2 separate regions of the Homo sapiens genome follow, and region 1 is linked to region 2. The links are chromatin contacts, found by Hi-C or POLR2A ChIA-PET in ENCODE. All regions are on one chromosome and are shown on one strand. The core of a region is the stretch at or near the end of the contact, and the rest is flanking DNA. Distances in the headings are between cores, read along the strand shown.

Region 1 (5,474 bases), core at 1,885-4,384, 97 kb before region 2:
GCTACAATGTCTAAATGCACATTTGGGTAATAAAAGTATAAAGAAGCAGAGTAAGTGATTTCTAAAGGTGCCAAAATAGTGGATAGTTTGGGAGAAGAGGAGGGGACTTAGTTTGGGATAGGGTACATGAAAAAGCTTCTGGACTGACTGATATGGTTCTATTTCTTAACATGGGTAATAGTTATAAGAGTGTTTGCCTTATAAAAATTCATTAAGGTAATTTTTAAAATAGTCCTTCCAGTGGTCTACAAGGTCCCACATAAAATAACCTGACCTTCACACACTCCCTTGTTCACTCTACTCCAGTCCTATTGACATCTTTGTAGGTCCTTGACTAGGCCAGGCGTGGTCTCTTGATAGCTACTTTACTGTGACTCTTCTCTCTGCCTGGAGCACTCCTTCCTGTAATATCTACTTGGCTAACTCCCTCACCTCCTTTGAGACTTTGCTCAGATATCACCTTCTCAATGAGACTACTAACTTTATAATCTGACCTTCAAAATCCTCTGGGCCCTGGTCCCCTTTACTTTCCTCTGTTTTTCCTTTTTTCCACTATAACCTTCTAATATGCTATATGTTTTTATCATGTTTTTTGTATTGCCCCCTCCCCCACCATGAGACCGTAGGATACATGATGGCTGGAATTTTTGCCTGCTTTGTTGACTTGCTCTCCTACAGTTCTCTACTCAAATATCACCTTACCAATGAGTCCTTCCCTGACAATTCCTACATCCCAGCTCTTGGCAACCTCCTATTCCCTGCTTTATTTCTTATTTCAAAGCGCTTATTACCATCTGACAAACTAAACATTCAACTCCTTCTTTTTTAAAAAATGAGATGGCTCTAAATGTTTTGTCTGTTAACTGCTGGAATATTACTGGGCATATAATGGATGCTTAGTAAAAACATGTTGAGTGCAGTCTTTACTATATCTAGGTAGTGTTTTTCCTGTTCCTTCTTAAGAGCTTTTATTATGAATGACAACTGAATTGTACCCAGAGCCTTTTCAGCACTGAATGATATGATCATATGGTTTTCTCCTTTAATTTATTGATGTAGTACATTCTGTTGACAGATTTTTCTAGTAGTGAACTATTCTTTTGTTGCTGAAATAAAAACTATTTGGTCATAATAGCTGATCAGTTTTTGCTACACTGCTGAATTCTATTTACTGGTATTTTATTTATGGTTTTAGCATCTGCATGCATAAGAAAACTAATCTAAAGTTTTCTTTTATGTAATTTCTATTGGGTTCTGACATTAAATCATAGCTTTGGAAAATGAATGGGGAGTTTTCCATCTACTAAAATAGCTTAAATAGCATCGGACTCATCTGTTCTCCACTGATTAGAAATAATTCAGTTGTGTATCATCTCTTCCTTTTTAAATGATATCTCTTAATCACCGTTTAATCTCTTTGGTGCTAATCAACCTACTGAAGCTCTCCATCTATCTTCAAAAATCAGCCACTGTTTCTAGACTTTCAAATGTATTACAAATGTACTTTCTTGTATTCTCCTATCATTTTTTAAAAATGTCTTTTATAGGCCGGGCGTGGTGGCTCACGCCCTGTAACCTCAGCACTTTGGGAGGCCAAGGCAGGCGGATCACCTGAAGTCAGGAGTTCAGCCTGGCCAACATGGTGAAATCCTGTCTCTACTAAAAATACAAAAATTAGCTAGGCGTGGTGGCGCGTGCCTGTAATCCCAGCTACTCAGGAGGCTAAGGCAGGAGAATCAATTGAACCTGAGAGGCAGAGGTTGCAGTGAGCCAGGCACTCCAGCCTGGGCAACAGAGTAAGATTCTGTCTCAAAAAAAAAAAAATCGTTTACAGTTGTGATTATTTCTCTTTCCTCATCCTTTATGATACATATTCACTTTTATTTTCATCAATATTGCAAAGGGTTTACATTTCTACTGACCATCCCAAAGAATTGATTTTGGTTTTTATTTATCCTATTCTATTTTTCTCTATTTTATTAATTTCAGCTTTGATCTGTGTTGATTTTAGGACCCAATACCCTGACTCCTTTCTGTAAGATATCATTCCACTGTCTTAAATTCCGATATGTTTGGATCTATTTCTTATTCTGTTCTTTGCCACTGAGTAAGACACATCAACCTTGAGTCATATAGTAGATTTCATTATTAAAGTGCTGAGGAAGGTCTCATTAGAAAATCTAAGAGGGGTATCAACAGCAGCATTAAACTGGAGGTTCCATAAGGCATATATAGTTGAAGGCTAAACTATGGCATATTTTAAAAAGTAGCCACCTTGGCCGGGTGCAGTGGCTCACACCTGTAATCCCAGCACTTTGAGAGGCTGAGGTGGGTGGATCACTTGAGGTCAGGAGTTCAAGACCAGCCTGGGCAACATGGCAAAACCTCATCTCTACTAAAAATATAAAAATTAGCTGGGCGTGGTGGCACATGCCTGTAATCCCAGCTACTTGGGAGGCTGAGGTAGGAGAATCACTTCAGCCCGAGAGGAGGAGGTTGCAGTGAGCCAAGACTGTACCACTGCACTCCAGCCTGGGTGATAGATGGAAACCCTGTCAAAAAAAAAGGACGAAAGGAAGGAAGGAAAGGAAGGAAAGGAAGGAAAGAAGGAAAGAAAGAGAAAAAGTAGCCATCTAATCTAACCTCATTGCTACATGTACAATATGTGTATGCATTTCTGCCACACCCCCTCCCCCAATATATGTTCCATAAGGGCAGGAATTTTTGTTTTGTCTGCTGCTCCATCTTATGCGCCCAGGATGATTCTAGGTACATAATGGAAGTTTAACAAATATTTGTTGAATAAATGAATAACTGTGGAAAGCTCTAATTTTTCAGATAAAATCAGCATTTCTAGCTTCAGATTAATAGTTAGCATAAGGTCAAAAAAATCTCTTTCCTCCACTGTTTACCCTTTCTCTCCCCTGTTTCTCGGTCATATCTCAGTACTTATTCTGCAATTTGGGGATGAAAGCAGTTCTGCTGTGGTTTTGTCTCTGGTTGTTTTATTCTCTCTGTGTAGCAACATCTTGGTGTTTGGCCAGTCCTGCATTCTTTGTAAGAACAAATCTGATTTTTTTTTTTTATGGCCTACAAATGGTTGCAAAAACACTGACATTTCATTTCTCAAAAGTCCCCTTACTGACTCATCCTGCTCTGGTCCTCCAGCGTGAAATAACAGAACCAATTTGGTTAAATGTTGCTAATAATTACCCTAAGCACATTCTGCACTTCAAGAATAACATACATGACCAAATATTTAAACATTGGCTAAAATGCAATAGGGTAATCAACAGACTCATCAGTAGACCTGTTTTTATGTTTATGTCTCAAAGGAGAATTGTTTAACATGTTTATATCTTAATGCTTTTAACAGTTACAAAAATGAAACTATAATTGAATTTCCTTTTAGGATGATTGAACTTGATAATATTATACATCCTTGATTTCAATAACACTGACAGAGCAATCAAGATTTTTTTTAAGATCCTAAAAATTATCTTTCATAATATGGAGTATACACAGATCTTAACAGCAACACTGTCTGAAGTGTGTAACTCAAAATTTTATATATACAGCCATGTAACCACCACCTAGATAGGACAGTGATCATTTCTAGCCCCTCAACAGTCTCTTTTGTGTTGCCTCCCAGTCAGCCCCCTAGAATAACCACTATTCTAACTACTATCACAAAAGATTGGTTTTAGCTACTTTTGAACTTCATATAAATGGAAACCTACAGTATATACTTATTTGCAGCTGGCTGTGTACACTTAGTATATTTCTGAGCTTCAACCATGTTGTATGTATCACTGGTTTGCTTCTTTTTATTGCTGAGTAATATCTAATTGCATGAATATAATGTATTTTATTTATACATCCCCCTGTTGATAGGTACTTGGATCCATTTCTAGCTTTCAGCTATTACTATGAATAGTGCTGCTATAAATATTCTTCTGTAAGTCTTTTAGTGTAATTTTTAAAGTGTATAACTTCTTTATGTTGTGAATATATGTAGGAGTGGATTTGTAGGGTTATAAGCTAGGCATGTTTTGCTAAGTAGCCATAATATATAGTTTCCCCAAATGGTTATACTAGTTTAACTCCTACCAACATTATCCTTGCCATTACTCTGTAATGTCCATTCATTTAATATTAACCATTCTGGTGAATATAGAGGGGTATCTCACTGTGGTTTTAAACTGCATTCCCTATGGACTAATAATACTAAGCCTACTTTTTTTTTTTTTTAGTAGAATTAGACTGGTGAAAAGATCTCACCTTGCTAATTTACTCAAAAATTATATACTGAAATATGGGAAATGTGCAGGGCTCCTGAAAGTGAAGAGGAGAGAAAAATATGGTTTCATCCTTCCTGTCCTCTGGCAGTTGATTATTGGACGGTCTCCTTTTTCTGGGAACCAGCTTGGGCCAGTGCTAAGTTAACCGATGTAGTTAACTTGACCCATGTTCTTTATTCTTTCATGCAGATTTGAGTTACCATCTAGTGCATCTTGATTTCAGCTGGAAGAATTCCCCTTAGCATTTGTTGTAGGCAGGTCTGCTAGCTACAATTCTCACAGTTTTGGTTTATGAGGAATATCTTCTTTCTCTTTCATTTCTCAAGGGGAGTTTTGCCAGATATGGTAGTTTTTGCTGGGCTTTTTCCTTTCAGGGATGTGAGTACATCAACCCATTGCCTTCTGGGCACCATAGTTACTGGTGAGAAGTCTGCTGTTCATCTTACTGAGGTTACCCTGTACATGATGAGCTGCTTTTCTCTTGCCGCTTTAAAGATTCTATCTTTGGCTTTCAACAGTTTGATTATGATGTGTCTAGCTGTGAATCTCTGGTTTTATCCTGCTTGGAGTTTACTGAGCTTCTTGTATGCATAAATGCATGCTTTTCCATCAAATTTGGGGTTTTAGCCACTATTTCACTTCCCTTTCCCTTTTTTTCTTTTTTCTTTTTTTTTTTTTTGAGACAGGGTTCCACACTGTCGTCCAGTCTGCAGTGCAGTAGTGCAATCACAGCTCACTGCAGCCATGGCCTCCTGGGCTTAAGTGATCCTCCAACCTCAGCCTCCTGAGTAGCTGGGACTACAGGCACATGTCATCACGTATGGTTAATTTTTGTATTTTTTGTAGAGACAGGGTTTCACGCTGTTGCGCAGGCTGGTCTCAAACTCTTGGGCTCAAGAGACCTGCCTGTTTTGGTCTCCCAAAGTTCTGGGATTACAGGCATGAGCCACTGCACCTGGCCCATTATTTCTTCAAATATCCTTCTGCCCCACCATCTCTCCTCTCCTTCTGAGATTCCTGTCATGTGTATGTTGGTACACTTGATGGTATCCCACAGGTCTCTTTAGGCTCTATTTATATTTCCTAATTACTTTTTTCCTTTTCTGTTCTTCAAATTAGATAAAGTCAATAGAACTACCTTCAAATTTCTTTCTTCTTCCTGTTCAAATCTCC
Region 2 (5,432 bases), core at 1,226-3,725:
GGCAGAAGGCAAAGGAGGAGCAAAGGCCCATCTTACATGGTGGTAGCCAAGAGAGTGTGTGCAGGGAACTCCCCTTTATAAAACCATCAGATCTCATGAGACTTACTCACTCGCAGGAGAATGGCATGGGAAAAACCCACCCCCGTGATTCAATTATCTCCACCTGGCCCCGCCCTTGACATGTGGGGATTATTACAATTCGGGACGAGATTTGGGTAGGGACACAGCCAAACCATATCATTGCCAAAGTATATAAGGACAAGTGTCATATCTATAATTTATTTTAAATGGTTTAGAAAAAAAAAAGATCCAAAGAGAGAGAGAAAATAAAGGTGGCAGTATGCCAAATGCTAATTTGGCTGATGAAGGATCAGCAGATGTTTTCTGTAAAGAGCCATATTGTAAATTATTTAGGCTTTGCAGCCTATAAAGTCTCTGCCAAAATACTCCACGTTGCTGTTTTAGCATGAAAGCAGCCATAAACAATATATAGACCAATAAGCATGGGCCGGGCATGATGGTGACCCATGCCTGTAATCCCAGCACTTTGGCGGGCCAAGACAGGAGGACTGCTTGAGCCCAGGAGTTGGAGAACAGCCCTGGCAACATAGCAAGATCCCGTCACTACAAAAAAAATTTTTAAAGTAGCTGGGCATGGTGGTGCACACCTGTAGTTCCAGCTACTTGGGAGGCTGAGATGAGAGGATTGCTTGAGCCCAGGAGTTCAAGGCTGCAGTGAGCTGTGTTGGCACCACTGCACTCCAGCCTGGGCAACAGAGCAAGACCCTGTCTCAAAACAAACAAAAAAGCATTACTATGTTTCAATAAAACTTGATTTATGAACAATGAAATTTGAATTTAATTTTTTTTTTAGATGGATTCTCTCTGTCGCCCAGGCTGGAGTGCAGTGGCACGATCTTGGCTCACTGTAACTTCTGCCTCCCAGGTTCAAGCAATTCTCCCGCCTCAGCCTCCCGAGTAGCTGGGATTACAGGCACGTGCCACCATGCCCAGTGAACTTTTTTATTTTTGAGAGAGACTGGGTTTCACCATGTTGGTCAGGCTGGTCTCAAACTCCTAACATCAAGTGATCTGCCCACCTCAGCCTCCCAAAGTGCTGGGACTACAGGCGTGAGCCTCTGTGTCCAAAGTTTTGATTTCTTATCATTTTTATGTGTCTTGACATATTTTCTTCTGTTAATTCCTGCATCCATAAGTGTGAATTTTATTTCACTAAGATTAGTAAACAGCCATTTCAAAACTTGGCTCTCTGAAAGTATATACACCAAAATGTTATCAATGATGACTCCTTCAGGATCAGGAGGGAGATGAAGAGGAATTTTATGTGTTTTTTTTGTTTTTGTTTTCCTGAGATAAGGCCTCACTCTGTCACCCAGGCTAGAGTGCATTGGTGCAATCACAGCTCACTGCAGCCTCAACCTCCAGGGTTCAAGTGATCCTCCCAGCTCAGCCTCCCATATAGCTGAGAATACCGGCATGCATCACTATGCAATGCTTTTCTAAAAATTATTTTTTGTAGAGATGGGGTCTCACTATGTTGCTCAGGCTGGTCTCCAACTCCTGGGCTCAAGTGATCCTCCCACCTCAGCCTCCCAAAGTGCTGGGATTATAGGCATGAGCTGCCACGCCCTGCCAGAACTTCATGTTTTATTTTATATACATCCGTATTGTTTAAATGTTCACAAGAATGCATAGGTTGGGCGCAGTGGTTCAGGCCTGTAATCCCAACACTTTGGGAGGCCGATGGGGGTGGATTGCTTTGAGCTCAGGAGTTCGAGACCTGCCTGGGCAACAGGGCAAAACTCCATCTCTACAAAGAATACAAAAATTAGCTGGGCATGGTGGTGCAAATCTGTGGTCCCAGCTACTTGGGAGGCTGAGGTGGGGGGATCACTTGAGCCTGGGAGGTGGAGGTTGCAGTAAGCCGAGATCACACCACTGCACTCCAGCCTGGGCAACAGAGTGAGACCCCATCCCCCAAAATAAATGAATGAAGGAATGTTCACAAGAGAGCTTTGGTTTGAGGAGGTGGTGTATTTTTTGTTTTCTTTTCATTAAGCTGCTTCTTAGTCAGTTTTTGCTGCAGTAACAAACAACCCCAACATTCCAGTGGCTTACAACATACATTTGTTCCTCATATTACATGAGGGCTGAGGGTGGGCCAGAGGGTGAGCAAGCCTCCAGCATCAGAGATCTGCAAATACATGCTCAGGCTCTGCTGCCCTGGTCCTATGTGATCCTGGCTCACCGGGGCTTGTTCTTGGCTCCAATCCTGACTGCAGTCCCCTCCTGTGACCTCGCCTGCATCGGTGACTTCCGCATCTCCCAGCATTCAGACCTTGGCTGTCCTCTGGTTTCCCTGGCTCAGCGCACCCTGCCCTGGCCCTGACTCCTTGGTGTCCCTATGACTCAAGACTCTGGCTCCCTGCCCCCAGGACCCCACCCTGCCCATGTTCTGGCCCTTCCAGCTAAGGCCCCACAAGGGGGAAAAAGAGAGCATTTAACCCAGAACCCACCAGGTTCCTGGGACTCTCTGCCCCTGCCCTGTGCAAGGACAACATGGGTCTTCCGGTTCTACGAACACAGCCACTGACCCAGCCGTGCACGCAGGACACGGCAGACATGTAATTAATGACCCACGAAGCTTCTAACAGAGGCTCATTCTGAGTAGCTAGTACTCTAGGGGGAGTGAAGGGAAGATTGACTCTTGGCTGCAAGCCATACCCAGCATGTCACAGCCCCCAGCCCTAAAGTCTACTTGCTCCATCCTCCTCCTTGGTCAGGGGTATTTGGGAACCACGGGGAAGGAGCTTTAGAAACAGGATTGCTCAATAGATCTGATGCTTGGGCGTTTCGAGTTCCCAGCAAACACTTGCTTCCCAAGCCCAAGCACGTGATCTCTAGCTCTGGAGCAGACAGGTCTAGGTCGACTTGCATCTTTTTTTTTTTTTTTTTTTTGGAGACAGAGTCTCACCCTGTCGCCCAGGCTGGAGTGCAGTGGCGCGATCTTGGGTCACTGCAACCTCCTCCTCCCAGGTTCAAGGGATTCTCTTGCCTCAGCCTCCTGAGTATCTGGGACTACAGGCGTGCATCACCATGCCCAACCAATTTTTGTAATTTTTGGTAGAGACAGGGTTTTGCCGTGTTGGCCAGGCTGGTCTCAAACTCCTGACCTCAGTTGATCCCCGACTTCAGCCTCCCAAAGTGCTGGGATTACAGGCGTGAGCCTCCGCGCCTGGCCCTGAAAAATTTTTTTGTAGAGATGGGGACTCACTTTGTTGGCTAGCCTGGTCTCAAACTCCTGGACTCAAGCGATCCTCCTGCCTCAGCCACCCAAAGTGCTGTGATTACAGGTGTGAGCCACTGCACCCAGCTGTCTGCCTCCGCCTCCAGTACTTGCTCCCTGGGAGTGCCTGGGCCATTTTTTCACTCTGCACCTTTGGTTTCCTCCTCTATGACATAGGGATAAGGCATGCAGAGCCCTTAGTGCAGCACCTGGAATGTGGTTGGTGTTGAAAACTAGTAGCTATTGGTTGAGGCAAGAATCATCACTAGAATATAAGAGTAGTGAGTAAAAATGTGGTAAGAGAATATTTCTCTCAAATATCTCCCCATAAATTGCTTGTTAATTAAAAATGGGGGCAGGGTGCAGTGGCTCACACCTGTAATCCCAACACTTTGGGAGGCCGAGGTGGGAGGATCACTTGAGGCCAGGGGTTCGAGACCAGCCCAGGCAACATAGTGTAATCCCAGCACTTTGGGAGGCTGAGGCAGGCGGATCACCTGAGGTCAGGAGTTCGAGACCAGCTTGGCCAACATGGCGAAACCCCGTCTCTACTAAAAATACAAAAATTAGTCGGGCGTGGTGGTGCATGCCTATAATCCCAGCTATTTGGGAGGCTGAGGCAGGAGAATTGCTTGAACCCACAAGGCGAAGAAGGTTGCAGTGAGCCGAGATAATGCCACTGCACTCCAGCCTGGGCAACAAGAGTGTAACTCTGTCTCAAAAAAAAAGCTGGGAGTGATGGTGCACACCTGTAGTCCCAGCTACCTGGGAGGGAAGATCGCTTGAGCCCAGGAGGTCGAGGCTGCAGTGAGCTATGACGGCACCACTGCACTTCAGCCTGGGTGACACAGTGAGATCCTGTCTCACAAAGATTAAAAAAGGGGAGGGAGAACTAATCAAAGAACACCATCAGAGGAGTAAAAATACAACCCTCAGATTGGAAGTAAATATTTGCAATTCACATATATGATAAAGATTGATATCCAGAATACATTAAGAATTCCTGTGACTAAAAAACACAACAAAACATCAATTTAAAAATCGCCAGGCATGGTGGCTCACACTTGTAATCCCAGCAATTTGGGAGGCCAAGGCAGGTGAATCACCTGAGGTCAGGAGTTCGAGGCCAGCCTGGCCAACATGTTGAAAACCCCATCTCTACTAAAAATACAAAAAATTAGCTGGGCATGGTGGCGGGCGCCTGTAATCCAAGCTACTCGGGAGGCTGAGGCAAGAGAATCACTTGAACCCAGGAGGCGGAGGTTTCAGTGAGCTGAGATCTTGCCATTGCACTCCAGCCTGGGAGACAACAGCGAAACTCCATCTGCCCCCACCAAAAAAAAAAAAAGGCAAGGGTGGGGGCACATGTTCTCGGGATCTCCTGAGGGCTGTGTCTTGGGTCATGGTCACTAAAAAATTAAATTAAATTAAAAATTTTAAAAAAGGCAAGGGACTTGAGTAGGCATTTCTCCAAAGAAGATATATATATATATATATAGATATAGATACAGATTGAAATGTACATGAAAAGATATTCAGTATCATGAATCATTAGGGAAATGCAGATCAAAACCACAATGACATCCCCTTTCACACCCATTTGGATGGCTGATATGAAAAACAAATTTAAAAAAGAAAATGAAAAATAACAAGGGTTGGCAAGAATGTGGAGAAATGGGAACCACATTGTGCATTGCTGGTAGGAATATAAAATGGTACAGCTGCTATGTAAACAGTTTGGCAGTTCCTCAAAAAGATAAACACACAATTACTAAGCAATTCAGTCATTCCACTCGTAGATACATACTCAGATCAGAAAGCAGGGATTCAGATACTTGCATGCCAGTGTCCATAGCAGCATTATTTGTAATAGCTAAAAGTTGGAAACAAGCCAAATGTGCATCAGCAGACGAATGGATAAACAAAATGCAGGATACACATACAATGGACTCTTATTCAGCCTTAAAAAAGCATGAAATTGGCCGGGCACAGTGGCTTACACTTGTAACCCCAATACTTTGGGTGGCCGAGGCAGGTGGATCGCTTGAGGCCAGGAGTTCCAGACCAGCCTGGACAACATGGCAAAACCCCGTCTCTACTAAAAATACAATAAATTAGCCAGGCG

Evidence for each region. Hi-C counts contacts between places; a loop is a spot of excess contacts on that map. ChIA-PET counts read pairs that join two places held with the same protein, here RNA polymerase II (POLR2A).
Region 1: a loop to region 2 is called in a map of right cardiac atrium, with 2.3 times the contacts of the local background. The contact joins two enhancer-like sites. A Hi-C loop is called at or near these places in 1 of 168 maps with a recorded cell type or tissue (right cardiac atrium). POLR2A ChIA-PET finds 5 or more read pairs at or near these places in 3 of 52 experiments (A673, RWPE1 and activated T-cell).

What each region holds. Positions count from the first base shown.
Region 1 is chr7:66,265,056-66,270,529 of GRCh38, reverse strand. The region is part of intron 2 of TPST1 (tyrosylprotein sulfotransferase 1); the gene reads right to left. Among named protein-coding and RNA genes, the nearest start is that of TPST1, 62 kb to the right of the region's middle. Within about 2 kb of position 3,134, at least 3 of the 41 ENCODE cell types and tissues checked have a DNase peak (open chromatin) inside an H3K27ac peak, as active enhancers do.
Region 2 is chr7:66,167,859-66,173,290 of GRCh38, reverse strand. No RefSeq gene overlaps it. Among named protein-coding and RNA genes, the nearest start is that of TPST1, 35 kb to the left of the region's middle. Within about 2 kb of position 2,475, at least 7 of the 41 ENCODE cell types and tissues checked have a DNase peak (open chromatin) inside an H3K27ac peak, as active enhancers do.